Regions from separate parts of the Homo sapiens genome. Here region 2 is linked to region 1. Evidence: read pairs that join two places in POLR2A ChIA-PET (ENCODE). Cell type or tissue: Caco-2. All regions are shown on one strand. Links, peaks and the distances in the headings refer to the core of each region. The heading gives the core; the rest is flanking DNA. Region 1 holds the start of LOC105372522 (a long non-coding RNA gene). Region 2 overlaps PLCB4 (phospholipase C beta 4).

Region 1 (4,400 bases), core at 150-4,149:
ATCCCAGCCCTTTGGGAGGCCGAGGCGGACGGATCACGAGGTCAGGAGTTCAAGACCAGCCTGACCAATATGGTGAAACTCCATCTCTACTAAAAATACAAAAATTAGCTGGGCATGGTGGCACATGCCTGTAGTCCCAGCTACTCAGGAGGCTGAGGCAGGAGAATCACTTGAACCCAGGAGGCAGAGGTTGCAGTGAGCCAAGATTTCACCACTGCACTCCAGCCTGGGTGACAGAGCAAGACTCCATCTCAAAAAAAAATAAAAATAAAAAAGAGTAGGCCAGGTGCAATGGATCACACCTGTAATCTCAGCACTTTGGGAGGCTGAGGTGAGCAGATCACTTGAGTCCAGGAGCTCAAGATCAGCCTAGGCAACATGGCAAAACCCCACATCTACCAAAAAATACAAAAATTAGCTGGGCGTGGTGGCATGCACCTGTAGTCCCAGCTACTCAGGAGGCTGAGGCAGGAGAATCTATTGAGCCCAGGAGGCAGAGGTTGCAGTGAGCTGAGATGGTGACACTGCACTCCAGCCTGGGTGACAGAGTGAAACTCCCATCTCAAAAAAAAAAAAAAAAAAAACAAGTAGAGATAGAGTAGCCAGTTAAATTAGGATGCCCAGTTAAATTTAGATTTCAGATCAACAATGAGTAAGCTTTTAGTATGTGTATATTCCAAATATTGCATATGACATGTCTATGCTAAAAAAGTAGAAGTTGCTGAAATTCAAATTTAACTGAGCATCCTGAATTTTTACTTTCTAAGTCTTATAACCCTAAGTTAGAGATAAGCTTTTTTTTAAATTATACTGGAGCAGTGAGTTTTAAATTGCTCAAGAGACCCTGGAATTTTCAAGAGCTATATTAGGAAATTGCTGACAGGGCAAAAGAGAAGATAAACATTGAGATTCTCCCTTTCAAATATAGCATCTCCTTTATAATATCTTTTTATATGTTACTGAGATTTGCTATGAATATTCACTTGAGAAAAATATTTCTTTGACTTTAAAAAATAAATGTGCAAACCTACTGTTTTTCAAGTAAAATTAACATAACTTCTGGATGTTTTGTTTTTTGTTTGGGGCATTTTTTCCCCCAAAATGGTACCTTTGTCTTTTCCAAATCTGATATATTCTAACTTTCTGTCTCCGTAAAGAATTCCCTAAGACTGGCTCATTTGCTTGGAGGACCCTCAAAGAGAGGTTTGCAAACTCTGGCCAATGGCCTACAGGCTTACTCTGTTTCTGTAAATAAAACTGTATTGGCATTGTCCATTAATTTACATGTTAGCTCTTGCTGTTTACACATTGCAGGGCAGTGTTGAATGGTTGTAACAGAGACCATGTGGCCCAGAATGCCAAAAAATATTTTCTATATTATTTCCAAAAAAAAAATCTGTCAACTCCTAATCCCTATGTATCTGCTTCTGATTGCTAAAAGAATGGCTTAGAAACAAGTTGTCACGAAGAATTTTTTTTTTTAAGTTTAAAAGAGGAGATCAACTGGGCAGATCGATTTTCTATGGTCACTTTTAACTGCTTTATGTCACTTGGAAAAATTGTCTTATAAAATAGCCAAGTTATCCAAAGTGTTCTTATTGAAGATAGAGTCACATGGGTTGTTGCTGGTAGTGATCTTTAATTCTGGAGAGATGAAAAAGACATGAAGCTTCTACTGAGACAAAGTCTATCAATATTTTTCTGCACTGATGACGACTCTTTTCAAAAGTGGACCTTGAAGCAGAAACCCGATAATTTCTTCCCTGTTTCCACATCACCCTCTTGTCAGTTCTCTTAACAAGTTACAGTGGTCTGCAATGTTAGAATTCCAGACAAGGCATTTAAGGCCACTGGACTCTTATAATAATCTACAAGGGTTTAGGTTGATAATCCCAAAATCAGCCCTGGAAACTTTAATAGAACTGCTGTGTCTTTGAAGTCATATCTTAGCGACATCTTAGTCTTCCTTCGTGGAAAGTTGTCCATAAACACATTATCCACCTCTTGACCCTGGAGAATCAGTTCATTATTGCCGCCTCATTTTGCATTTTAAGCAGTTATTTTCTGTAGCTCCCAGATTCTTCCTGAATCACCAATAGTCATAATTCTTCCAGGGCCATGAAGGACTCAGGAGAGTGAAACCACTTAGAAAAATGTTCCTCTCTGAAAGTTGAACTCTACATACTTAGTACTATAAAAATCACACTGTCAATCTAGCTGGTACGCATATCAGTAATATTATAATTTCTTGCATTTTTCTTATTTACACTTTCTTGTGATGTGGATCATGTATGATTTTTTAAAATTTAGAGTGTCCAAAAAATTAAAAACATATTTTAAAAGAAAGATGCTATAACATAAAGAACCACATGAAAAAACAGGCGTACAGTCATATCATAGAAACGTCAACTTTTCCATGATTATCATGGTTCAGATTTTTTCCCTTGAAACCGAAGAGCCACATTAATAGTATGTTTCAAAAACATATTTATTATAAATGACAAGACAATCTCTTTACATATTTATAATGTCTACATCATTTATATCTATTTATGATAATAGAAACATATTTGTCCTAGTCTCTTCTGCATTGCTGTAAGAGAATACCTGAGGCTGAGTAATTCATAAGGAAAAAAGGTTTATTTGGCTCCTGGTTCTTGCAGGCTGTACAAGAAGCATGGCACTGGCATCTGCATCCAGTGAGAGGCTTATGGTCATGGTAGAAGGTGAAGGGGGAGCAAATGTGTCCCGTGGTGAGAGAGGGAGCAAGAGAGGGAGAAGGATGCCATGCTCTTTTAAACAACCAGCTTCCACGTGAACTAATGGAGTGAAAATTCACTTATTACCTCTGGGAAAGCACCAAACCATTCATGAGGGATCTGCTTCCATGACCCAAATACCTCGCACCAGGCCCGACCTCCAACACGGAAGACCAAATTTCAACATGAGATTTGGAAGGCACGCATATCCAAACTATATTAACATTAGAAACCACCTCCTTAGGAATGAGACATCCCTTTGGTGCAAACAAGGATCAATCAGTCATTTTAGAGACTTTTTGAATGTGTAAAAACTGTTTGGGTGGTTAGGGAAGGCAATGTGCACTATCTTATTTGATTGAGGTTATCCACAGTAACCTCGGCAGTGTCTGGCGTTTGGTGATTCATTTGAGACTGGTGTTGGTCCTGAGATGCCTCTTGACGATGAAGCAAGTTGATGTATGTCTAGGGCTTAAAGAATAATTGGCCAGGCGCAGTGGCTCACACCTGTAATCCCAGCACTTTGGGAGGCCGAGGCGGGCAGATCACGAGGTCAGGAGATCGAGACCATCCTGGCTAACATGGTGAAATCCCGTCTCTACTAAAAAAAAAAAAAATTAGCCAGGCGTCGTGGCAGGCGCCTGTAGTCCCAGCTACTCAGGAGGCTGAGGCAGGAGAATGGCGTGAGGCCGGGAGGCGGAGCTCGCAGTGAGCCGAGATCGCGCCACTGCACTCCAGCCTGGGCGACAGAGCGAGACTCCGTCTGAAAATAAATAAATAAAATAAAGTAAAATAAAGAATAATTTCCCCTAAGGACCTCAATAAGAGGCACCTGAATTTCCAGGTAGAAGCTGGGAAGAAGTCGTCCCAGGGGATATTGGGAGGCTGAGTGTTTTTTCAGACAGAATGAACCTTCACTTTCTTTCTGTAACAGTCATGACAAGAAATAATTGGCTTGTGAGAATCAACATTGAAGCTGGAAAAATGATGGCATCCGAACAAGTAGACACAGCCCTAGTCAAGGCAATAAACTACACTAAAGACAGAGGAGAAAGACTCAAAGTTGTTCTAACATGTGAGTACCTAGGGGTGCTGCATGCCGTTGTGTGGTTTGTGTACTGCATAGTTGTACTCAGCCAAGGAAGTGGATGAGGCCACAGCTTTAACATGGGCTGCTGTCTGCCCAGAAGGATAATCTTTTCCTTATTTTATATCTCATTTCAGGGGTTCTCCAACTTCTGAAATCCATCCAGAAACTCCCTGTATTTGGGTAACAGTATTATAACTTTTTGCACCAGGGCTTTTTTGTTTGTTTGTTAATATTAATTGATTTTTCTTATGTTCTTTATGAAAGAATAACTCATCCATTAATGAAACCAAATGTGAACTTAGTGCCTTCTGTGTAGAAAAGGCTAGGAATACATATTGTGGGAGATTCATTACATCACTGGCCTTAATACTACACCTTCTCATGTTCCCCCTTGGCTGTGTAACTTTCTAGTGTCCATATGCTCTCTCTTGGGGTGGCCAGTGTGACTTGCTTTGGCCAATGGGATATTAGCAACCATGACATAACCCGAGGCTTATAAAGTTGCCTGCTCATTGGGACTTGTTTCACTGTTGCATCCCAGTTATTCACAT
Region 2 (4,400 bases), core at 85-4,084, 240 kb after region 1:
CAAAAAAACAAAAACAAAAACCAGGTAACTGCTGTATCGCACTGTGTTGTGCCCCAGTGGGCCAGCATATGAGGTAATGTCTCATGGAACAGATGGTTGACCAGTTGTCTTTGGTAAAAAAAAAAAAAAAAATATATATATATATATATATATATGACAAATATAAATACTAATCTAAACATATAATTTATAACTAGAGAACTTTAGGCATTTGGGGGTTCTTGTAAGCTGTACTTACTCTTCTTCTGTTCTCACTTACTGGCTAGTAGATACATTTTATGTTTGTTGAGAATGTGACTAATGTAAAGGTCCTTGAGGTCATGAATCTCTTGTAAAACCAGCCTGTTTCCAGTTTTCTAGACTATTTTGGATCCTCTGTTTTAGGTATATCACCCTGCTTCTATACAGCTGTCTTAAGAGTGCTATAAACCTAGATTGAACAGGAAACCAGCTTCCTACCAGCAGGTTAGAAGTGACTTACAATAAACTAAAATGAGATATTTTTCTCTCTGGCATTATTCTGGAGCAACAGCTCTTGAGTTTCCTATGCTACTATTCTTAGTTTAATTTGCACAGATCATTTTCTCTATATGCATAGTTATGTCAGTGCAGAAATAAAGGAGTGGGAGAGGAATGTAATTGAGTACTCACTCCAGGTTTCAGGAATGTGATAGGCACTTTTCGTGTATTATTCCATTTAACTTCACAACAATGAGTTAGGTAGATAATTTTGCTGCTTTACAAACAAGGAAACTAGGTCCAGGAGAGGTTAATTTACTTATATTCTCAAAGATAGGTTTCTCTCACTCCCAAAACCACTCTATATTCCGAAGGCTCCATTTGGGAATAGTGTTTTTTTTTTTTTTTTTTTTTTTTTTCCCATTTCTTTGTCACTTGCAATGGGGGATGGAGATTGCACTGGTCTTTTGAGATTGAGACCTGGAGCTTCTTCTTAGACCTGGTCTGAGAACCATGTCTGTTCCCTGTTTTACTTTTCAGAGTCCCAAGAGATTTGGCCTAATTTTATGTATTTCTTAAAATCTGCCATTACACACGTTTGATCACTTGGTTCTTTCTCCCCCATGACTGCCTTTAGAGGAAAATTGAGTCCCACAGTTGCGTGGCTCTGAACAGGAAACCCATAAGGCTTTCTTATTTTAATAATTCTACTTCTAATCACCACAGGGAAATAGGAAAGCAAAGAGAAGAAAAAAAAACAAATTAAAAAGATTCAAAATAGTTAAAATCTTAGTCGTTGAGTCGTTGAGCCCAGTTTACATAGTTTCTGAAACTTAGTTCTTATTTCTTAAAAGATACTAAAAGTCTTTTTTTTTTCATAGAGATTACTTTTATTTATCATTGGAACTGTAGTTCAAAGCAGATTCAAGTTGGTACCACTTGTGAAATTTTCCAGTCACTATCCAAGCTCTAAGATTTTTTTTGCGGGGGTGGGGATCGAGTCTTGCTCTGTTGACCAGGCTGGAGTGCAGTGACACAATCTCGGCTCACTGCAAACCTCTGCCTCCTGGGTTCAAGTGATTCTCCTGTCTCAACCTCTTGAGTAGCTGGGATTACAGGCGTGCAGCACCATGCCTGGCTATTTTTTTTTGTATTTTTAGTAGAGACGGGGTTTTGCCATGTTGGTCAGGCTGGTCTTGAACTCCTGACCTCAGGTGATCTGCCTGCTTCAGCCTCCCAAAGTGCTGGGATTACAGGCATGAGCCACCGCGCCCGGCCGCTCTAAGACTTTCATTATGAACCAGTGACGTAAGAAATGTCTAAGAAGTAAAGCTATATGTCATGTTAAAGAGACTGCCACTGGATGGGACTGGGGAATGTATATTAGGCTTAAAGAACTTTTGCCGCCCCGTAATGAAAGCCAGAGCCACGTGTGATCATTGAACATTTGAAATGGGGGTAATTTGAATTGAGATGTGTTGTAGCAGACTATACGTTGGATTCCAAAGACTCAGAATGAAAAAAAAAACCCGAATTTAAAATTTCTGAATAATTTTTATATTGATTACATGTACATTGATTATATTTTAAAATTCTATGTATACTGAGTTAAATAAAATACAGACAGTTCTTGACTTATGATGGTTCTGCTTACAATTTTTTCTCTTAACAATGGTGCAAAAATGGTAACACATCCTTTAGAAATCATACTTCAAATTTTTATATTTTTGCAGGCTAGCATATGTAATGAGTTTCTCTTGCAATGCTGGGCAGTGGCAGTGAGCCACAGCTCCAAGTCAGCTGTGTGACTGCGAGGGTAAACAACCGTGAGATATTCAACGCTTAACTATAAAATAGGCTTTGTGTTAGATGATTTTGCTCCACTGTAGGCCAATGTAAGCATTCGGAGCACATTTAAGGTAGGCTGGGCTAAGCTATGGTGTTTGGCATGTTAGGTATGTTAAATGTATTTTTGACTTACCGTATTTTCAACTTAGGATGGATTTTTCAGGATGTAACCTTATTCTAAATCTAGAGCATCTGTATATTATTAAAATTAAATTTACCTTTTTAACTTTTAATTTTGAGGTAATTACAGAGTCATATGCAGTTGTAAAATATAATACAGAGAAATCTCATATATCCTTTACCCAGTTTTCCCCACTGGTAATATTTTACAAAACAGCAGTACAGTGGCAGAACCATGCAACTGACGTTGATGTAATCCACTGACCTTATTAAGATTTTACCAGTTTTACATGCACTCATTTGTGTGTGTGTGTTTTTAGTTCTATGCAATTTAATCACCTTTGTAAATTCATTATGACACGACCACAGTCAGAAATGGAATTCCATCCCAAGGATCTCTGTGCCACAGCCATCTCCCTTCCTTCTCTCCTCTCTAACCCCTGGGAACCATTAATCTGTTCTTTACCTATATAATTTTGTCATTTCAAGAGTGTTATAGAAATGGAATCACATAGTATGTAACTTTTGAAATGAGGTTTTGTCACTCAGCAAAATTCCCTTGAGATGCATTCAAGTTGTGTTATCAATAGTTATTTCCTTTCTATTGTTGAGTAGTATTTCGTGTTTCTTTTAACCTTTGTAATGATGCCACTAGAAAGCTGAAAATTACATATGTAATTTGCATTTCTGGCTTTCATTGTGTTTCTATTGGACAGCATTGGTTTAAGGGAATGTTTGTTAGAAGTAATTAAAAAGCATATTTCTGTTAAGATTTTCATGGAACTTTAGGTATTCCTGTGTTAAATGGTGTATTTTGTTCTGCTAACTTTAAATCAGGTTATTTGGAAATAAGCAAGGGAGCAGTGGCTTTAAAAAAATCATTTCAAGAGAGTAAAATTATCTGTGTCCCTCCCACATCCCTCCTCCTGCCTTTTTTTTCTTTTTTCTTTTTTTTTTTTTTTTTTTTTTTGGTCAGTTTTTCAGTAAGAAACCCTTTGTATTTCTATCCACAAAAGAAACTTTTCATCAGGTTAGGCAGCAGAGGGGCATCTTGCAACCACTCCCATGGCATTCAGCACACTGGTTTGAGACTAATTAAATGGCTCATATTTATCTGATATTTTCCCTCTTGGGAGCTCCAGAAACTTTTTTCTTTTTCAACTGAAGCTTCAAAAAGAAACCAGCTCAGTTAGCTTATGAAGGAGGGAAGAAACAGGACACAGGGACACTTCAGAGCAGATTAGAACTGAGGTAAAGGAGACTACCATTTTCAATTAAAATTGCCTGGGGAAATTAGGTAGGCAGAGAATAATTACCTGGGTTGGCACACATCCAAGTTTCTGAAACTAAGACCCTGCTTGGATGTTCTGAGGGATCATTGACAAACACAAGTAGCCAAGGACCTTGAAGTTTATGTGTCATCTCAAATGTATTCAAGAGTTCTGGATACAATGGATGGCTATTTTAAGTCAAATTATATAGCATGAGATGTTCTAACAAAACCCTATAAAAACCAATACCCTTGGGAGGCTGAGATGGGTAGATCACAAGGTCAGGAGTTCGAGACCAGCTTAGCCAATATGGTGAAACCCCATCTCTACTAAAAATACAAAAATCACCTGGCATGGTGGTGGGTGCCTGTAGTCCCAGCTACTCGGGAGGCTGAGGCAGGAGAATCACTTGAACCCGGGAGGCGGAGTTTGCAGTGAGCCGAGATCGTGCCACTGCACTCCAGCCTGGGAGACAAAGCGAGACTCTGTCTTAAAAAACCAAAACAAAACCCAAAAACCAATACCCAAAACAAACGATACCACAAAGCATCAGATTAAAGGAGGTTTCTGTGACAAAATAAATATACATTTCTGTGACCTCAGCCATGTAACCAACAGGACACTGGGGCTGAGATTGAACTGTAGGAGAACATGAAGAGGACTGATTAAAGTATAGTTTTAGTCTCTTACCTCCTTAGGCAA

The links. ChIA-PET counts read pairs that join two places held together with the same protein. Peaks named below come from ENCODE experiments on the same cell type or tissue, not always from the same donor. Only the 100,000 strongest peaks of a DNase experiment are listed, where the experiment ranks them.
Region 2: POLR2A ChIA-PET joins it to region 1 with 13 read pairs; 2 of 35 experiments call an interaction of 5 or more read pairs at or near these places.

Annotation. Positions count from the first base shown.
Region 1 is chr20:8,958,503-8,962,902 of GRCh38, forward strand. LOC105372522 (a long non-coding RNA gene) reads left to right here and starts at 3,697. Exons shown (of 3, transcript XR_937244.3): 1 at 3,697-3,834. In Caco-2, for the core only: no CTCF peak of the experiment used is centred there; no DNase peak of the experiment used is centred there.
Region 2 is chr20:9,202,926-9,207,325 of GRCh38, forward strand. The region is part of intron 2 of PLCB4 (phospholipase C beta 4); the gene reads left to right. Among named protein-coding and RNA genes, the nearest start is that of PLCB4, 140 kb to the left of the region's middle. In Caco-2, for the core only: no CTCF peak of the experiment used is centred there; no DNase peak of the experiment used is centred there.